Linked DNA regions of Homo sapiens: regions 2 and 3 are each linked to region 1. Evidence: chromatin contacts called from ENCODE Hi-C data. All regions are on one chromosome and are shown on one strand. Each heading gives the region's core, a stretch centred on a gene start or an enhancer-like site at or near the end of the contact. The rest is flanking DNA. Distances are from core to core; before and after follow the strand shown. Region 1 holds the start of SRRM2-AS1 (SRRM2 antisense RNA 1). Region 2 holds the start of UBALD1 (UBA like domain containing 1). Region 3 holds the start of TELO2 (telomere maintenance 2).

Evidence for each region. Hi-C counts contacts between places; a loop is a spot of excess contacts on that map. Pooled maps may share reads with other maps.
Region 2: a pooled map shows a loop between it and region 1 (21-fold over the local background). The contact joins the promoter of UBALD1 here to the promoter of SRRM2-AS1 in region 1. A Hi-C loop is called at or near these places in 7 of 50 pooled maps.
Region 3: a loop to region 1 is called in a pooled map, with 9 times the contacts of the local background. The contact joins the promoter of TELO2 here to the promoter of SRRM2-AS1 in region 1. A Hi-C loop is called at or near these places in 4 of 50 pooled maps.

What each region holds. Positions count from the first base shown.
Region 1 is chr16:2,751,044-2,754,274 of GRCh38, reverse strand. SRRM2-AS1 (SRRM2 antisense RNA 1) reads left to right here and starts at 1,675. Exons shown (of 6, transcript NR_027275.1): 1 at 1,675-1,833. It overlaps SRRM2 (serine/arginine repetitive matrix 2), which reads right to left and starts at 1,637. Exons shown (of 15, transcript NM_016333.4): 1 at 1,429-1,637. RefSeq lists enhancers at 229-1,071, 1,072-1,914, 1,796-2,085, 2,146-2,315, 1,915-2,757 and silencers at 1,226-1,285, 1,306-1,615.
Region 2 is chr16:4,613,396-4,616,626 of GRCh38, reverse strand. UBALD1 (UBA like domain containing 1) reads left to right here and starts at 1,739. Exons shown (of 3, transcript NM_145253.3): 1 at 1,739-1,949. The coding sequence starts at 1,830. RefSeq lists silencers at 6-235, 1,479-1,718, 2,059-2,158, 2,199-2,308, 2,389-2,558 and enhancers at 286-545, 383-954, 955-1,527.
Region 3 is chr16:1,491,906-1,495,136 of GRCh38, reverse strand. It overlaps TELO2 (telomere maintenance 2), which reads right to left and starts at 1,777. Exons shown (of 21, transcript NM_016111.4): 1 at 1,532-1,777; 2 at 521-891. The coding sequence starts at 855. RefSeq lists enhancers at 1-170, 1,072-1,972, 2,070-2,119 and silencers at 1,340-1,539, 1,550-1,599, 1,770-1,859.

The DNA.
Region 1 (3,231 bases), core at 426-2,925:
CAAAGGATATTAGGTCACAATGTTTCGGAGAACTTTTAGGGAATGAGCCACCTAGTCCACCCCACAAAAAAAGACGACGACCCCACGGCATCTAAGGGGTGTGTTAAGACACAGAAAGTAGGAAGATCAACACCACACACAAATCACCAAACCAAACGATATTACAAAACTCTTAAAGTGGGGGCCATAGACAGTGGATATGCAAAAGTTACCCAAGTTAAAAGCAGAAAGTAAAAAGTACAAAGGAAGACAAAAACACCCTTTTCTGTTGGGAAATTATCCGAGTGGTAAGCTAACAATGAAGTAGAAAGATATATTTGAATTCAACAGTAAAATATGCAAAAAAGAAAACGGTACCAAAAGGGGAGAAAAAGGGGAGACAAGGGTTGTCGAAAAAAATGGACATCAGCAAGCACAGCCAGCTCAGCACCGGGGCGCTCCAGAGCGGCTGAGTGGACACAAAGAACCCAGAAAGCTAAAATAGTAGCTTTAGAAGAGCCCTAAGCCCACGCACTTAGGATGAAAGACAACACAACACTCTGAAATTCTGATCCAGATTCGTCCTAACTGAAGCCGAGTGGAAACCAAGCTTCAGAAGAGCTGTGTGCCAAAGAACGCCTGAAACCAACCAGAAAACTTATATATGAGTCTGGCGTTTTCTTCCCAACGAAGGTCTCCAAAAGCCTCCTTAGTTTGAACACGAATTCTCGGGAGACGTTGAAAAAGTGTAAAAAGGGAACGCACGGTCTACCTTACAAATGTAAACTGAACACGTTCACTTTCTTCACAGTTTTTAAGATTTGGGGTTTCTCCCCGCCACTAACAACTCAAAGGCTGATAGCCGGGAATCCTAAACCATTTAAATCCGGCCCACGAAGTTCAAGGCCCTCCCCGCAGCGCCGGGGGCCTATTTTCGGCCTTGCGGAATGGGGGAGGGGGCTGCGCGGCGTCCCGCAGTCTGGGAGGCCCCCGACACGGGCAGCCCAACGCCGAAGAGAAGCCCGAGGAAAGGAGATCTGGAACCGGGGGCAAGGGTCCAGGAGCAAGCCCCCCGCCGCCGCCCCTTCCCCGCCACTTAAGGGCCGAAAACGGCAGCTGCAGGAAGGCCACCTCGGCGGCACATGTTGGGGGGAGGAGTGAAGCCGAGGCGCGCGCCCTCCCCCCTCACCAAGGGCGCTCGCGAACCCGAGTACAGGCGGCTGCGAACGCCGTTGTCATGGGGGAGGGGCGGGGGGGGGTGAAGCCCGCGCGCGACAGGAACGGCGGGAAGGGGGAAGGGAGGCGAGGGCGTCCGCGCCAGCGAAGGGCGTCGAGCGCGCGTGCGCGCGGAGGAGCTCGGCGGCCTGGGCAGTTCTCCGCGCGCTTTGGCCTCGCGCCGGGGCCGCCGCCCCTCCCCCACCCGGCTCGCTGGCTCCCTCACCCTCTCACCCGCCGCCTCCGCCCGCCGCCTCCGAGGGGGAGAGGTCTTGCCGCCGCCGCTGCTCGAGCTCCCGAGTCCCTCGGGCCTGGGGCCGCCGCCTCGCCTCGCCGGTCCGCCCGCCTCAGCCGACGCCGACGCCTCCTCGCTTCCTCAGGGGCCGCAACGGGCTCCAACTGCGCCACTCGCACCCCGCCTGGGCCGCGCTGCACGTCAGCACGACTAACTGCGTGCGTCAGCACGCAAACGCGCGTCGCGGGGCCTGCCGGGAACTGGAGTGCGCCCCGCGGCCTTTTGCGCAGGCGCCGAAGCCACACCGCGAAGTACCGTTTTTTCAGGCACAAGGAAGGTTTCACCCCGTTGCCGAAAGACTAAGCGTCCCGTTGGCCAGTGCAACGAAGAACGGAGGAAGCGACGTAAGACACCGCGTATTCGTAGGCCTTCCGCTGCGGGGAGGAGCACAGGGCCTAGCGGCAGCAAAGCGACGCCCGAGCGCGTCTCGTCTCCCGCTGTCGATGCAGAGCATTCTGGGAGTTGTGGTTCGGGCGTGTCGCGGAGCCCGGATGTAATTTCGGCTCGGGGCGTGGCGGCCATTTTGTCTCCCCATGTTGGGAGACGATATCCCAGCCGCGGTGGTGCTGCCGCTTTCGTGTGACTTTGGGTTTCCCGAGCGAGCCCGCAGCTGCACAGCAGTCCGCCTTCCCGTACCCGAGAGAAGCCGCCTCAGACCCCAGCCAGCGGGCACCCCCGGAGGCCCCGAGCCTGGCTGCAGGCCCTAGACCTGCACCAGGGGCCCAACCAGTTACCCGTAGCATGGGCCACGTTCTCCCGCTGTAGACCGGGCTGAGGCCCGACGGCCACCCCTGGGGGAGGAGTTTTCTTAGCTTCCGGTAGGGCAGCCAGGCCGGGGTCCCACCAGACCCAGGACGTGATACCGGTGAAGCGGCACATACAGGAACAAGGCAGGAGGAAAATAATAAGCACCTTAAAGTTTCCACTTTTCGGTACCGTACTTCCTGTTAATGTTTCTAAGCCCGTGATTCTGGGCCTGATAATCAGCCAGCCGTCCTCACAGCAGAGTTGTAAGACGCTGGGCTGCTCAAGCACAAGTTCATATCTAGACCCACCGCTGGCGAGCAGCCCTGGACGTCCCGCTTAGCTGTCCTAACCAACTCAGGTGGCCTTGATCCGCAACAGGACGCGGTACCACGTAATGAACTGTCCATTTGAGTGCAAGGATTTATATTTGTTATTACGATTTGGGGGTGTTTTTAAGAGGCAGGGTTTTGCCCAGGCTGTTCTCGAATTTGGGGCTCAAGCGATCCTCCGACCTCAGCCTCCCAAGTAGCTGGGACTACCCGTGCATGACACCCTATCTGGCCCTTGTTTTTTGTTGTTGTTGTTGTTCTTTCTTTTTTCACGTGGTTTCGCACTTGTCACCCAGGCTGGAGTGCAATGGTGTGTTGTCGGCTCACTGCAACCTGTCTCTCAGGTTGAAGTGATTCTCGTGTCTCAGTCTTCCGAGTAGCTGGGATTACAGGCGTGTGCCACCACGCCTGGCTAATTTTTGTATTTTTAGTAAAGACGGGGCTTCACTATATTGGTCAGGCTGGTCTCGATTTCCTGACCTCAGGTGATCTGCCCACCTCAGCCTCCCAAAGTGCTGATATTACAGGCGTGAGCCACCACGCCCGGCCCGTATCCGGCTTTAAGATTTGTTTTTCACTTGCCCGTGGGAGGATGTACTTATCTCAGATGCTAGAGCCGGGAGACCCTCCCCCCCACCACCCCCATCTCCTGCAGGAGCTCTGATC
Region 2 (3,231 bases), core at 490-2,989, 1.9 Mb before region 1:
GCGCAAGGAGCCGGACCAAGGTCACCTAGAGCTGCTATGATCGCGCCTTACCGCCCCCGGGCGCTCGAAGCGGGCTAAAGCCTCACTAGCTGTCAGCAACGTCAACCGGAAGCGCCATGTGCCGGTCTGTAAACACCGCCCGGTCGCCCCGCCCCCGGCTCCGCCCCCGGCCTCCCCGGCCCAGCGCCCGCCCCCGCCGCCTCTTCATTGGGCGACCAGCTTTGTTTACCTTATATGGCCAGGTCCTAACACCCCGAGGCTGTCCATTGGTCGAGGCACGACCTCACTCAGCTGACGTCACCGGGACCAAACGATGCAAATAAACCGAGGCATTCTGGGAAAGGGAGTTTGGGGCCGCTCCGGAACTGGCTCTGCCGGGCCTTGGCGCCCGCCCGCTAAGGGCCGAGATTTCCGGCAAAGAGCACGAGATTTTGCGTGGGAAAGCGGGAGAACTGCTGGGAGGGGGACCCCGAAGCACCAGAGGCTGCTGGCCCCGCCAGCCTGTCCCAGGCGCCGTCCAGAGGGTCATGGGGCTACAGTGGGGCAGGCCCAGAGCCAGGCTAGGAAGGACCCATGCCACGAGTGGGCGATGAGAGATTGAGTGAGGAGAGCTAGGAGGCTAGCTATAGGCGGTGACGTGCGGCGGAGCTTTTAAGTGGCTCATTCATTCATTCACTGAACGAGTATTTGTCGGCGCCTACAGTGTGCCGGGCCTTTCAGCCTAGACCAGCCGATTTGGGCCAAAATTCCTAGAGACCCCTCTCTTAAGGGCGTGCCTACTATTTAACACAGAGCGATGCCAATCACAGAGGGGTTCAGGGTCCCTAGGTCTTAGCAAAGACGCCTGTGGCCCGGCGTTTGCGCCCATGCACAGATCTGTATGCCCCACCTTGGGACCCCAATTCGTGCCAGAGCAGGGGCACGGGTGCCACCGAGAGCAATGAGGGCGACATGGACGTGCCTGGCTCTGGTCACGGTCTGGACAGCTGCGCACAGTAGGCACTTAGCGTTCAGTCACAGTCCCCGGGGCATGGCAAAGACGTCTGTGGCCTGGCGTTTGCGCCCATGCACAGATCTGTGGCCCCGGCCTCTGGGCTCCTAATTCCCGCCAGAGCAGGGGCGTGGGTGCCACCGAGAGCAACGAGGGCGACGTGGACGTGACTGGCTCTGGTCCCAGCTCAGGCGCCTGCACACATTAGGCACTCAGTTTTCAGACACCGTTCCTGGGCCTTGGCAAAAACGCCTATGCACGAACCTGAGGCCCCCGCCTGCGGACCTCCATCCGTGCCAGAGCAGGGGCCGGGTGCCACCCAGAGCAACGAGGGCGACGTGGACTCCCCCAACCCTGGTCACGGCCCGGGCATCCACACACAGTAGGCGCTCACAGTTCAGACACGGTCCCCAGGCCTTGGCCAAGATCCTGTGGTCAGGCATTTGCGCCCATGCACAGACGTGGCCCCCGCCAGCGGACCCCCATCCGTGCCAGAGCAGGGGCACGGGTGCCACCGAGAGCAACGAGGACGACGTGGACGCGCCCGGCTCGGGTTACGGCCCGGACATCCGCACAGCGGGCGCTCGGTGCTCAGACACGCCCCTTCCCGGGCTTCGCGTCCCCTAGGGTGCCGGCCCCGCTCCCCCGGGGCGCCCGGCGCACCGTGGGGACTACATATCCCAGCATGCCGCGGCGCCGGCGGAGCGAGGCGAGGCGCGGTGAGTCAGAGCCGCACAGTAAATATTTGTATTAGCCGGAGCCGGCTCGCTAATGGTGGACGCGTGAGGCGGAGGCGCGGGCGGAGGAGGGAGGCCGGAGCGGGCAGCGCGGCGGCGCCATGTCCGTGAACATGGACGAGCTCAAGCACCAGGTCATGATCAACCAGTTCGTGCTGACGGCGGGCTGCGCGGCCGACCAGGCGAAGCAACTGCTGCAGGCGGCCCACTGGCAGTTCGAGGTGCGCGGCGCCGGAGCCGGGCGAGGGCCGGGGCCACGGGCGGAGTGTGTCCCGCGTGGCCGCCGGGCGGGGGCGGACGGCGTGGACGCGTGCCGGCTGTGCGCCCCCTCCGGGCCGCAGACCCGACCCGCTTTCCCGACGGCGGTGCCCGGCGTCCGGATCCCAAGGGCTCGCGGCGGGCGGAGGTGGGAACCGGGCCACCGGTCGGGGATACGCCGCCCCCGCGGGGCCGCGAGTCCCCCGGGATCGAGACGGGGACCCCCCCCACCCCTTTTGTCCGGGTAACGGCCGAGGGCCGGGCGGCCCCGCGGTGCAGACGGACAGTCGGGCGGGCGGCCGGAAGGAGGACGCCCCAGGCCTCGGCAGAGCTGGGCCGGAGGGCGGAGCCGCTCCGGGCGAGTGGTCCGAGGGTCCGCGTGCCTGGTGGGCGGTCGGCGGCGTGCGCACACGTCCATGTGCATTTGTGTTTACGCACGCACCGCGCCACGGCGTCGGCCGGGCACCGGGGAGGTGGCGGACCTGCGGGCACGTTGGCGCGCGTGTGAACGCGCAGCCCCCTGGTGCGTTTGGTGTGTGATCAACGCGTACACATGTGGCGGGTGTGCAGATGCCGCCCGTGCCCGGCACGGTGTGATGTGTGTACACGGCCTGGAGTGTAGGGGTGGCGTGTCGGAGCCCCACACTACACCACAGGGATGAGCGTGTATCCCCTTCAGAGGTGTGCCTGGGGACTCCGTGTGCGCGACTAGGTGCTCTCCTGGGGCTGGCAGGGGCATCTGTCCCTTTACCGGTGCAATGGGGAGGGTGCACACGGTTCACCAGCTTTCGGGCTAGCTGGGTAGGAGGTGATGCTGCCCCGGTCTGGCACCCACTCCCCCGGGCCTCTCCTAACCCATAGGACAGTAGTGCTCCTGGCTTGTGCTGCCCAGAGGCTACCTGGCTTTCCCTAATTCACCGACCCCAGGATTAACCCCATGGTGGTTGGTATCAGGGGATGAGGCCAGAGCCCTTTGAGCTGTGCCCCTCACAGGGGTAGGGTCATGGCCTCAGCCATCCCGGTACCATCTGTGCCCAGCCGGGGACTGGGAACCTGGTTTCTCCATGAGGAGCCATCCCAGGGCCTGCAGGAGGGACTAGAAGCCAGAGGACTCTGAGGCTCCGCTTCCTGGGGACTGCAGGGGGATCAGAATGTCCCAAGCTTGGGACAGTCTGGGAAGGCAGTGGCCATCCCATCCAGATGAGTACATCCCTCTCTCCTTGCCTACTTCCCTCCTACCAGCCG
Region 3 (3,231 bases), core at 528-3,027, 1.3 Mb after region 1:
CTTCCCCAACCTGGAGTCTCACTGGACACCCCTCCCCTGCTGCTGACGCGGATAACTCAGTGCTTGCTTTGATCACAGCAACCTCTGAAAACCCAGCTTCTCAAGATGCAGTGTCCCGGCAAGGACTGCAGTGTGATCTGAGGCTGAGCCTGGGAGCCGGCTGGGGCTGGGAGTCCACATGGGACACGTGTCAGTGATGACAGCTGTGCTTCCCTGGAAAACCTGGAACGTCCCCAGCTGACGGGCTGCCTCTGCCGCCTGGGATGTGAACACTCCCACCCCATCCCTCTCTGACACAGCCGGACGGGGAGCAAGTGGGGGACTTTGTGAGACACAGCAGGTGCCTCCCGTCGCAAAGGAGACAGACACAGACCGCTTCTTCTGTTCAGGGGTTCAGCCAGGAGCAGGCTCTCTCTCTAGCCCCTCACAGGGACTAGAGAGGCTCTTGGTCCAGTCCTTCAAGCCACTCTCATCACTTCTGAGGCTACCGGCAACCCCAGGATGGGCCCAGCCCACTCACCCCGCAGCACCCTCGATGGTCTCCATCAACACCAGGAAGGCTTGGTCCGCCGGGCCCTCCAGGAAGAAGCTGGCCCACAGCTCCTCCAGGCGGCCATGGGGCAGCAGCTCCAGCCAGGCTGGGCTCAGCCTGCTGGCAAGACATCTGAGGACAGGCGAGAAGTGGGCCGAGGCAAACTCCTCCTTCTCCCTCGGGAGCGCTGGAGGCTCCATCTCACCGAGATACCGCTTCAGGGACTCCAGGGTGCAGAAGATGTGGCCGCCATCCTCCGAAGACGAGAGGGCATGAATGGCTTCCCGGACGGCGAGTCGAACCTCTGAGGGTGCTGGCTCCATCCTGCAGGACAGATCTGGGCGTCACGGGAAGACGACCTGTGACATGGACACAGGGCTCAGCTTGGGGCACGGAAATAATCCACACAAGCTCAGGAAGCCCCTCGGTGAGCGCCCCGAGACCCCACACCCCTCAACCCTGGTCCCACCCAACCCTGTCCCGCCTCCTTCCCCTCCAGTGCCTGCCGGTTTCCACCCAGAGTTCGCTCCTCCGCTCGGACCCCAACGCTACCAGCCACTGCAGGGCTTCTCAACCCGGGCCACTGTGCCCAGGGAACATTCTCAGTTGTCTCAACCGGGAGTGCCACTGGCGCGAGAGGGAGGTGGAGGCTAGAGATGCTGGTGAGTGTTCCCCGGGCACAGCGCGGCCCCACGCGTCCTCGCACCCAAGGCGGGAAACTCGGCCCGCGGGAGCTGCCGGCCCTCCCGGCTCCCTGAGCGGTGAGAGGTGGCTCCAGTCGCCATTCCTCCGCCCCTTAGAAACCAACAGCTTACGGGGAACACGGGTTCGGGGCTAGAGGAGCCGCACGCGGACCCGCCCCCGATCCAGGCCCGGACCCCGACCTGTACCCGGACCCCGACCGGACTCCTACCCGACCTGGACCCGACCCAACCAGACCTGGAGCCCAACCCGACCCAACCGGACCCCCGATCCCCGATCCCCGACCCCCAACCCGACCTGGACCCGGCTCCCGGGTGACTGCAGCGCGCTCAGGCGCCGCGCGCCACCGATTCGCTGCAGCCGATTCCCCACGGCCGCCGCGGCCCCGGACGAAACGCGATCGCGGCCCAGCCGGTTGGCCCCGAGCACGAGTTCCTGGGTCCGGGCGAGGCTCCCGCGGGTTTTCTTGAGCCTCTGGGGCGGGTCTCCGCGGGCCTCTCAGCGCGAATCTGCGGAGGACGCCAGGCGGGAGGGCGCATCTGCGCCTGCGCTGCGCGGGGACGGGGCGGAGCCTGGACGCGGGAGCGGGGGGCGGTGGGGTGGGCGGGGCCTGACGCGTGAGTGGGGCGGGGCCTGAGGGCAGGGCCGCGCTTCCCCACGTGGCTGCGAGCTGGGTTCGCTGCGCCCGGGTGGTGGGTTCTCGCCTTAGTTTCTCCCATCTCGGTCGTCCCTACCCTGGAGTGATGTCAGCCGTCTCTTCCCTCCGCCTCGGGTCCCACATTCTCTCCAGAACGCCGAGCGTTCGCTCTAAGGCAGATGTTTACCAAGACAGGCCTGGCTCGTCTTCCCCGGATGTAAGGCTCTGCTTTCAAGGGTCAGAGGCCAGTAAGGGAAACGCACGGTACACAAGGAAGTAAAAGAGCAGTTGAGATCATGTCAGATCTGAACAATTGCAGCTCCGTAAATGAGGCCGGGTCGTGGAATAAAAACTGCGACCAGTAGGGTAAGCGCTAGACGCATGTGGCTCTGTAAATTAACTGAAGTTAAATAAGTCCAGTTCCCTTGCAGCACTAGCCCCATCTCAAGGGCTCGGTACTACCTTTGGCTGTGGCCGCCAGGCTGGACAGCCGGACACTGAACATTTACAACATGCAGTGCCTTCTGTACACCGCAGCGGAGTGTGGGGGGCTTCATCTTTGTGGAGGGGGCAATCCAGGAAGACACCTAAAGAGGCGCCATTTCAGCAGTGATGGATGTGGGAAAAGCTGGGGAACAGTTATCCATTCAACAAACATTGATTAAATGCCTGCTTGGTGCACCAAGCCTTCTGAGCAACAAATGATGCAAAGTTCCTGCTCACCTATCGGGGGAACAGATAAAGTACATACGAAATATGCCAGGTGACAGGCCTCGAGCAGAAAAACTGGCAGAGGCCGGGCCCGGTGGCTCACGCCGGTAATTCCAGCACTGGGAAGCTGAGGTGGGAGAATCGTTTGCACCCAGAAGTTCAAGAATGGGAAAAATAGTGAGACCCTGTCTCTACAAAAAATTTAAAAATTAGCCAGGCACGGTGTCATGAGCCTGTGATCCCAGCTACTCAGGAGGCTGAGGTGGGAGGATGGCTTGAGCCCGGGAGGTTGAGGCTGCAGTGAGCCATGTTCACTGCCACTGCACTCCAGCCTGGACAACAGAGCAAGACCCTGTTTCAAAAAAAAAAAAGGAATCAAAATAAAAAACCGGTAGGGTAAGAAAATAAGAGCCAGTGGCCGGGCACAGTGGTTCACACCTCTAATCCCAGCACTTAGGGAGGCCGAGACGGGTGGGTCACAAGCTCAGGAGTTCGAGACCAGCCTGGCCAACATGGTGAAACCCCGTCTCTCCTAAAAAAAGAATAATAATAATAATAATAGTAATACAAAAATTAGTTGGGCGTGGTGGCATGTGTCTGTGATCCCAGCTACTTGGGAGGCTGAGGCAGGAGAATTGCTTGAACCCAG